Linked DNA regions of Homo sapiens: region 1 is linked to region 2. The links are chromatin contacts, found by Hi-C or POLR2A ChIA-PET in ENCODE. All regions are on one chromosome and are shown on one strand. Each heading gives the region's core, a stretch centred on a gene start or an enhancer-like site at or near the end of the contact. The rest is flanking DNA. Distances are from core to core; before and after follow the strand shown.

Region 1 (4,668 bases), core at 577-3,076, 180 kb after region 2:
TGCTCAAGGGGAACCCTGGAAGCAGAGTGTATCTACCCTCCTCAGACCACTGAGACCCTCAGATTTGTCTTCATCCCAGGTCAGTGGACTTCTCCCAGGTTTTGTTGTCTTCTCTCGGCAACACCCTGCTGAAGCCAGGGGGAAGGCGGGAGATTTATCCTGGGTGCTGAGTATCTAGGGTTATCAGATAAAATGCAGGATGGCCAGTTACAATTGAATTTTAGATAAATAACAAATAAGTTGTTTAGCATGAAGGTGTCCTAAATGTTGCTGTTTATCTGAAATTCAAATGTAACTGGGCATCCTGCATTTTTATTTACTAAACCTGGCCACCCTGTAAGTATCCCATTTCGTTTGGGCCAGGCCCCTCCCCACTGCAGCTGTGAGTTTTCCTGCCACCCAACAGCGTGAGTCACACAGCTGTGGACCTCCAGGCAAATGTTTTTGAACAGAACAGCATCACGGTTTAGGGGAATCCCCTCGCTGTCCCCATAACACATGCTTCAGCAAAGCAAAAACCTTAAAACAACATCTCTGGGAGGAAAATAAAGAAGGCATCAAGAGTTCCCAATGACTCGGGGAAGGCCCCAGCCACGGCCACATTAGTGCAGCCAAGATGGCCACGACTAGATGGCTGGCTCTTCACCTCTGGGAGAGGCACAGCTGGCTTTGACAATCGTGGGAAATTGGAGACCAGACCTTCCCAGCCAACTCCTGTCAAGGTCTGATACTCGTCCTTCCCCACCTTTCTGAGAAGAGGCCTACGAGGAAGAATGGGCTCATGGGCTATGTGAGCCGAGCAGGTTACTTGACTGTGGGATCATGATTGTATCTTTGTCATGGCATCACTGTGGGGATTATAGGAGGAAATTAATGTAAAATGCTTGGCCCAGTACCTGGTGCGCAATAAGCACTTACAATCAATGGTGGCTATTGTTATAAGAACGTCAGGACATGCACTTGGCCATCAAGCCAGTGGGTCTTCTGAAGAGGGTGAGCTTGGAATTCTCTGGGTGCCCATGGTTTGTTGCCCCTCAGAAAGCTGTGGGCCTCTAATATGGGCATATCCCCTGGACTGGAATCTGCATTAAGCCAGTGTCATCTGTCAGCGCTTTGTTTGGGTTAGTCGTTTTTTTGTTTTGTTTTGTTTGAGACAGAGTCTTGCTCTGTTGCCCAGGCTGGAGTGCAGTGGTGCAATCACAGCTCACTGCAGCGTCGACTTGCCGGGTTCTAGCAATTCTCCCACCACACCCTAGTAGCTGGGACTATAGGCGCACACCACTACGCCTGGCTAATTTTTAAATTTTTTTTTTTAAGAGACAAGGTCTCACTGTGTTGTCCAGGCTGGTCTTGAACTCCTGGGCTCAAGTGATCCTCCCGCCTTGGCTTCTTAAAGTGCTGGGATTATAGACGTGAGCCACCATGGCCAGCCCTGGGTTAGATTTTTAGTCACTCAGCAGGGTCCTGAGGAGGCCGGACTCAGAAGAGTTCAGCTTTGAAGGTGGAAAAAGCAAGTTTTCTACCTGGGATGCCCCCAAGGGTAGCAGGCCATACTTCCTAAGTGTGCATGTTGGTGGGGAGGGAGGGTATCAAGGAGTATGTCCCTGGAGAAGGGAGAAAGGAGGGGGCGTGGGAAGGGGCCTGTGGAACGCACGTGTCTCATTTCCTCTTTCGGAATGTCCGCTGTGGGCCCCAACAAAGGAACTTCGGTTGGAACTGGGGTGAGGAAGCCCCCGAAGATCAACTTCTCTTCCTTTAACATTTGGCTCTGCTGAGGGCCCTGGGGTTGGAACACCCACCTTCTTAGAAAGAAACTGAAAGGCCTTAGGAGAAACCCCGCCACTTCCCCTTCCTCGGTAAGAGGAACTTGGCGTTGCCCTGACAGGAAAGTCTTGGTGGGGCTTCTCGGAAGCCGCCACCGCTGCACTGCTGAGCAAAACCACAGGTCAGGGGCCAGGCCGGGGGCCAGGCTAGTGAGGACTGGCCATTGATAAAGTCACAGGCTCCATCTAAGCCCATCGGCAGAACTGGGGAGCTGCCAACATTTCCTCTTCCAGCACCGCCTGCCAACTCCTGTTTGGGAGCCACCAACCCCTCAGCTCTGCCAATGGGTCCCTCCCCACTCACACCAGCCCTCCAACCAGGATCGTTCTGTGTCTGCGTTCTGGACCCCCAGCTATGCCCACCACCCAGCAAAGCTCATCCATCCAGCTCCCATCCCCCACAGAGGCACTGACTCTCCCGTGGAGTCCTGGGGGACCTCACGGGCACGTGGAGCTGTGCTTTGGAATAGGTCACACCCTGTGAGCTGCTTCGGATGGCCTTGTAGATTAAGAAAAATGGTCTTTTGCTGGGCACGCAGGAATGCTTGACTTAACGGTGACTGCTATCTGCTGCGTCCATTCGGAGATCAGAAACAGGCTTCTCTCTGGGACTGGGGATGCCTCTCCTCATCCCTGATATATCCAAGGGCAGCTGCTGTGGCAAGGGGGACAGTGCACAGGTACAAATCACATCTCAGGCCAGCCCCAAAGGGGCCGAGAGATCCTTGGGTCCTAAAGGGTCCCAAAGCTTATTTGTATAAGCTTATTTGTACTAAGCTTTAATATAAACATGTCAGGATGGTGTGGCACCAGAGCCCGGCCACCACTGTGGGGACAGGGTCCAGCCTGCACGGCCTTGCACAAGACCTGTGCCAGGGACCCCTGTGCTCCATTCCAGCTCCTCCTCCAGGCTTTGCTGTGACGAGCCTCTGCCTCCTTCACCCAGCCCTCTCCTGCCCACCCTGTGAGACTGAGCCCCAGTCCAGATGGGTAGGGGCTGCCTGCATGACCTCACTGAGTATATCCCCCAGGGACCCTTGTCCACATCACTTGGTGGTTGCTCTGAGCAACACCCAGCTGGCCTATAGGCTCCCGGATAACAGCAACAGTGGGCTTGGCATCTCTGGATGAACATTTGATGAGGTAATAAGTAAATGGGTGAATTTAGTGCTATCTACCAGGCCTTGTGGCTGAGAGCCCCACGTGCCCACATGCTCAGACATCCACGTGTGGGCAAGTGCACCCGCGTGCGGCAGGAGGAGACACGTGCACGCCTGCCACGGTGTCCCTGAGACGTGTGTCTGTGGATCCCTGCGTTTGTCCCCAGCATCACCCATGATGCCAGCCAGCAGGTGGCGGTGCGCCCCTCCTCTGCGGGTTCGTTGGTCCAAACCGCCGGCAGCTGTCAAGACTGAAGGGGCCTCAGCAGGCACATGGAGCCCACCTCCTTCCTCCCACAGGGGGTCAGGGCTGCTTGGGTCTTGTGGGGAATCAGCCTGGTCTTCCGACCCAGGAGCCAAAACCCTAGTCCAACCCATGTGAGTGGGGCCATCTGTGTGCCCAGCACGGAGCTGGACCCTGACCCCGCAGGAGGGACTGGCGTCCAGGCAGCTGCACAGCTGTGGAGTGGGGAAGTAAAGGCATGGGCTCGCACTCCCAGCCCTGTCTCTGCTGGCTGTGTGACCTTGGGCAAGTTCCTTAACCTCTCTGAGCTTGTTTCCGTGTCTGTTAAGCAGGAATCATGGCAATCTGTAAAATGAATTAGTCAGTGTAAAACATGGGCCACAGTGGGGCCCTACCATAAGGCAGCAGTTCTCACACTTAGGTCTGGAGGGCTTTTGAAAACACAGAGGCCCCGCCTCCAGAGTGGCAGATTCACTAGGTCTGGGGAGAGGCCTGTGACTCTGCATTTCTAAAGAGTTCCCAGGTTGTGCTGATGCTTCGGGCCTGGGGACTACACCGTGAGGACCAGTGTATACGGGATGCTTGGTGTCAGTCAGGAGAGACCCACAGGGTTACACACAAGGCAGGAAGCATCAGCCTCCAGCGAAGACATAGAGGGGCAAATTCCAAGGGCTGCAGGGGGCCCAAGGGAGGACACACCCCTATGATGGGGGTGGCCGGAGGGGCAGAAGGAGGAGCCTCTGGACCTGTCTCTCCCCACCACAATTATCAACATAATCCCTGTCCTGACTGCACCTGCCGGCCCTGCCCGGAGGAAGTGGACCCTGGAGCCCTGGAAAGGATGGGTTAGTTGGCTGTCAGTTCCTGGCTTGGCCAACACTGTGCTCCAGCTTCTGGGAACTCACGTTTTCTTTCTCCTTTTTTTTTTTTTTTTTTGAGACAGGATCTCACTTTGTTACCCAGGCTGGAGTGCAGTGGCTCGATCATAGCTCACTGCAGTCTAAACCTCCCTGACTCAAGCAATTCTCCTGCCTCAGCTTCCTAAGTAGCTGGAACCACAGGTGTGCCCCAGCGCAACCGGCTAATTCTTTAATTTTTTGCAGAGACAGGGGTCTCACTCTGTTGCCCAGGCTGGTCTCGAACTCCTGGACTCAATCAATCCTCCCATCTTGGCCTCCCAAAGTACTGGGATTACGGGTGTGAGCCACCACGCCTGGCCCCTTTTTTAAATATTAGTTTTAAGTCAGAAAGGTAATGCATGTCCATCTTAGAAATTAGTACAATGCAGAAAACTGTAAAGAGGAAAATGAAAATAGTAATCCAAACTTCAGTCAATCAGAGCTAATCAGTATGAGTCTATTTCTTTTTCTTGTCTATGTGTCTGCTTCGTGCATACCGTGGTATCCACTTGACATCGTAGCATAAGCGTTGTCCTTTGATG
Region 2 (4,346 bases), core at 847-3,346:
AAGTGATCCTCTCACCTCAGCCTCCTGAGTAGCTGGGACTACAGGCATGCATCACCAAGCTCAGCTAATTTGTTGTATTTTTTTGTAGAGATGGGGTTTCACCATGTTGCCCGGGCTTGTCTTGAACTCCTGGGCTCAAGCAATCTACCTGCCTTGGCCTCCCAAAGTGCTGGATTACAGATGTGAGCTATGGCACCTGGCCAGATGTGAGAATTGAGTCAACTCTGTATAGTCTGGATACCCAGTGCCTTGCACAGTGTAAACACTCTATAAGTATATGAGGAGTGTGCTAGAAAATAGCTAACAGCCTTTCTGCCTGAAATTCATCCAATTCATCTTTCACACTGCTCCCATTCAACACAGATTGACAGTTACTCTGTGTGTGGTACTCTTTCCCTCATGAAGCTTACATTCTGGAGGATATTTTCAAAATACAGAAAGTAGCCTTTTGGAAAGACAATCAGGAAGTACGTATACAATTCTGAAATGTGCATACCTCAGTAATTTCAACTTCCAAGTATCCTCTAGGAAAATATACAAAAGTGCCTAAGGATACAATATGTGCAAGGATGTTCATCTCAGTATTTGTCATAGCCAAAAAAAAAGGAAGCAACTTAAATGTCCTTGAAATAGGAAATGCCTAAAATATCAACTATCCATACTATGGGCAGCTACCTGAATTACTGAGTGAAAGAAAACCAAGTTACAGAAAAAACATACATACAGTATGATCATATGATCCCATTTTTTTGTTAAAAAAACATGAGAGAGGTTTATATGTACATAGAAAAAAGTCTGGACAATCATCCAACAAACTGTTGATGGTGTTTTCAGGAAGGAGGTGACTTTCACTTCTTACTCTGTATGTCTACATTGCTTGGATTTAACAATTTATTTTGTAACTTTAAAAAATACCAACAGGAGAATTCAGAAATTACAGGTTGGAGCCTGAAGATGTAGAATTTTGCCATATAAGGTGGGGAAGATGGCCAGGGAGCATGAAATGAACAGCATGAGCAAATAGAGAGAGGACTGACAGAACTCTGCTTTAGCTGAAAGCAGCAATGGGCAAGAACAGAAAGGCAGAGGACCTTGGCTGGTCCCTGGCTGTTGAGGGGAGAATGGCAGGTAGACAAGGGCCAGATGAAAAAAATCACCTTGAATGTCAGGATTAATACGTTTTTACTTTATACTGTTATAGCAGCAAGACGTTATTAAAGGTTTTTTGAGCAGGATCCCTTCCTTGTCCTACTTTGTAAAGATCACTTTGAGCTTTTTCCAAAGAGGCAATGGAATGAATAGAGCTAAAGGATCTAGCAAGGTGAGACGAGCACACCAGGCTCCAAACGAGGTTCTTCCAGTTACTAGCTGTGTGGCTTTGGTCAAGGCTTTAAGCTGTAAATTCCGGCGTTTCCTCCTGCTAATATTGAAAGGGAGAAAGTTAAATAATACCTTCATGATTTGAGTTGCTAAGATTAAACTAAATGAGATGACATACAGCGGGGCATGGCGCCAGCAGGTTGGTTACCACATCACTCTTTGATAGTGGGGAAAATGTGCTTCTTCCTGTATTTTACTGGAATTTGTTTCTACAACTGTATTACTTATCACGTAATGTTTACATGTCTGTCTCTTTCATTATACCGTAAGCTCCTAAAGGCAGGGCTGTCTGTGTTTTATCTACCTCTGTATCCTCAGAACTCATATTCCATATGCCTGGCTTGCGGACTCATTACACGTTTGTTGAATGAATGAATGAATGAATGAGCGGACTGGGGGAAGGAGGACAATCAGGCAGCTATTGCTGAGACCTCAGCACAAGACCCCGCGGAGCTTGGACGCGGGCGATGGCGGTCCCCTCTCAACCCTCTGGGGGCCGTCTCGGCCGCTGCTCCACGCCCCTCCACGTGGAGGCCGGCCTCCCGGAGGAACGCGCCAGGAACGCAGACCCGTGGTGAGGCCCGGGCTCCGCGTCTCCTCTGCCAGCCCCAGACGCCCGAACCCCCTCACCTGGTCTCCAAGTAAACGTTGGGTGGCTGCCAGGAATCTGGGGGAATTGCCGCCATAGCGAAGCCGGCGGCGGAATGCTTGTCTAGTAATTGCTACTTCCGGCGTCGATTAGCTGGGGACCCGTCGCTGCTGCACACTTCCGGTCCGTTCAACCCTTTCGATACCAGGATTTGGGTGGCCAAGACAAGGAAGAGGACGGTCCCTTCTTCCAATGCCGGGAAGCTGGGGTGGGAGACGAGAAGAAGCTGGGCTCAAGAACAGAGGAAAATGCAAACTTCATTCGCGGTGGTCTCCAAGTGGCGATACCGCGCCACTCTGGGCGATCTGATTGGTTCGTTTAGGCATGGAAGGCGGGAACAACCAGAAAAGCTGCGCTCTGGTTGGAGTTATGTCCTAATATTAAATTCGAAGAATTTCTTAGTCTCACAATTGGGCAGGGACGGGAAGGGGAGGCAGAGAATGAAAGAGGGTAGTTTAGAGATGCCAGTAAAGAATTTTTGTAAGGCGCTGTACGATGTACACAGTGCTTGCACTTTCTTATCTCATCTACTCCACAAAACAATTCTATAAGTAGATAGTATTATTACCATTTTTCAGATCTGAAAATAGACTCGGCAGTTAATACTTGTTTTTCCATAGTCATAAAGCAAATCTGAGCCTGCAGAATCCAAAGACGAGGAGTCTGAGGAGAAAAGAGAGGGAAGGGGCAGGAAGAAAATAGGAGATAAAGAAAGGAAGAGACAGGAGAAAACAGGACAAACGGATCAGAGCAAGAACAAGGCTTAACATTGGCTGGGATAGATGGTACCTGAAAGTTGTTAGGAGGGTTTGCGCAGGGCGCGAGGAACAGAAGCAAATTAGAGGAGCTATAATGTTTGGAGGGAGGACAAAAATGAAATAGAGTACCTAAACTTAACGCTGTAAATGCTTTGCACACCACTTAATAATGATGGTTGAATGTTTACCATGTGCCAGGCATCAAGCTAAGCATTTTATTGCGTATTTTCACGCTTAATCTTCAAAATCCCACAAGGTAGATATTACTATTCCCATTTTACTTTGAGGAAGCTGAGCCTTACAGATTAAATAACTTGCTTAAAGTACTACAGCTGGTGCACTTGTGCTCTTAACGACAGTTCAACTGTAATGTCCCTAATTGTCAACAAGGAATAAGGATGTACAAGGTTGTAAAGATAAACTAGACAGCTCCTTGAGAGAGGAGCTGGGCCTCCTTCATCTTTGTGCTCTTCTTGCACAGTACAGAGCACAGGGTGCTCAGCTTTGCTGAATGAATAATGAACGGAACACTACATTTTAAACTGATAAATGCTAAAGTATAATTTTTACACCTCCTGCAGTTTCAAGTTCATGCCCACCTTGTGGCCCTTGAGCTGGATGAAAAAGTCTTAATCCTTGGTCTGTTTAGTCTGTTGTTAAGTTGCCTTTCTCTGGACTTTATGTAGTTCTTTACTGTGTATCTCGGGAGTCATGTGCCATTCCCAGGCTCCAATGTCTGAATATTGAAAAGCCACCCCCAAGATCATGATCACTTTCTTCCTAAATCTTTTACTGCAGCTCCTACCAGTCACTTGGCACTGAGGAGACAGAGATGAGTCTCACACACACAGTGCCCTGCCCTAAAGAAACTCACATTCTAGGAGAGATGGGCAACTAAATACGTAGCTGTAGGAGCGTGGAATGAGGACTGTAATAAGAAGCACACAGTAGGTTGGGTGCAGTGGCTGACACCTGTAATCTGGCACTTTCGGAGGCCGAGGCGGGCAGATCATCTGAGGTCAGGAGTTCAAGACCAACCTGACCAACATGGTGAAACCCTGTCTCTACTAAAAATACAAAATAAGCTGGGCATAGTGGTGCATGCCTGTAATCCCTGCTACTTCGGAGGCTGAGGCAGGAGAATCACTTGAACACGGAAGGTGGAGGCTGCAGTGAGCAGAGATTTTGCCTTTGCACTCCACCCTGCACAACAAAAGTGAAACTCCATCTCAAAAAAAAAAAAAAAAAGAAGAAGAAGAAGAAGAAGAAGAAACACAGTTTTCCCTGAGCTCTGGTTACTCCAGAGTAGGTTTGGACAGTCAAAAATTTCCCCTGGAGTGACAGCCTGGGTTGAGATCCAGAAAATAAATTGGAGTTAGCCAGAAGCCATGAGGGGTCAAATCAAATCAAGAAATAAAATGTCTCCAATTCCTCAGAAGCCCCCCTACTAATCATTACCCATTCCTTCCTCCCAAAGGGTAGACCACTTTCTGCCTTCTAATATCATAGATTGGTTTTCCCTGTTTTTGAATTTTATATAAATGGAGTTATAAAGTACG

Evidence for each region. A loop is a pair of places that touch in the nucleus more often than their neighbours do. ChIA-PET counts read pairs that join two places held with the same protein, here RNA polymerase II (POLR2A). Pooled maps may share reads with other maps.
Region 1: a pooled map shows a loop between it and region 2 (2.7-fold over the local background). The contact joins the enhancer-like site here to the promoter of PPIL1 in region 2. A Hi-C loop is called at or near these places in 9 of 50 pooled maps. POLR2A ChIA-PET finds 5 or more read pairs at or near these places in 4 of 52 experiments (B cell, T-cell, activated B cell and 1 more).

What each region holds. Positions count from the first base shown.
Region 1 is chr6:37,048,470-37,053,137 of GRCh38, forward strand. No RefSeq gene overlaps it. Among named protein-coding and RNA genes, the nearest start is that of FGD2, 45 kb to the left of the region's middle. RefSeq lists cis regulatory regions at 1,546-2,564, 1,843-2,418 and an enhancer at 3,226-3,275. Within about 2 kb of position 1,827, at least 22 of the 41 ENCODE cell types and tissues checked have a DNase peak (open chromatin) inside an H3K27ac peak, as active enhancers do; they include B cell, where a contact is called at or near this core.
Region 2 is chr6:36,872,707-36,877,052 of GRCh38, forward strand. PPIL1 (peptidylprolyl isomerase like 1) reads right to left here and starts at 2,097. Exons shown (of 4, transcript NM_016059.5): 1 at 2,011-2,097. The coding sequence starts at 2,066. It also overlaps a transcript of C6orf89 not described here. RefSeq lists an enhancer at 2,088-2,317.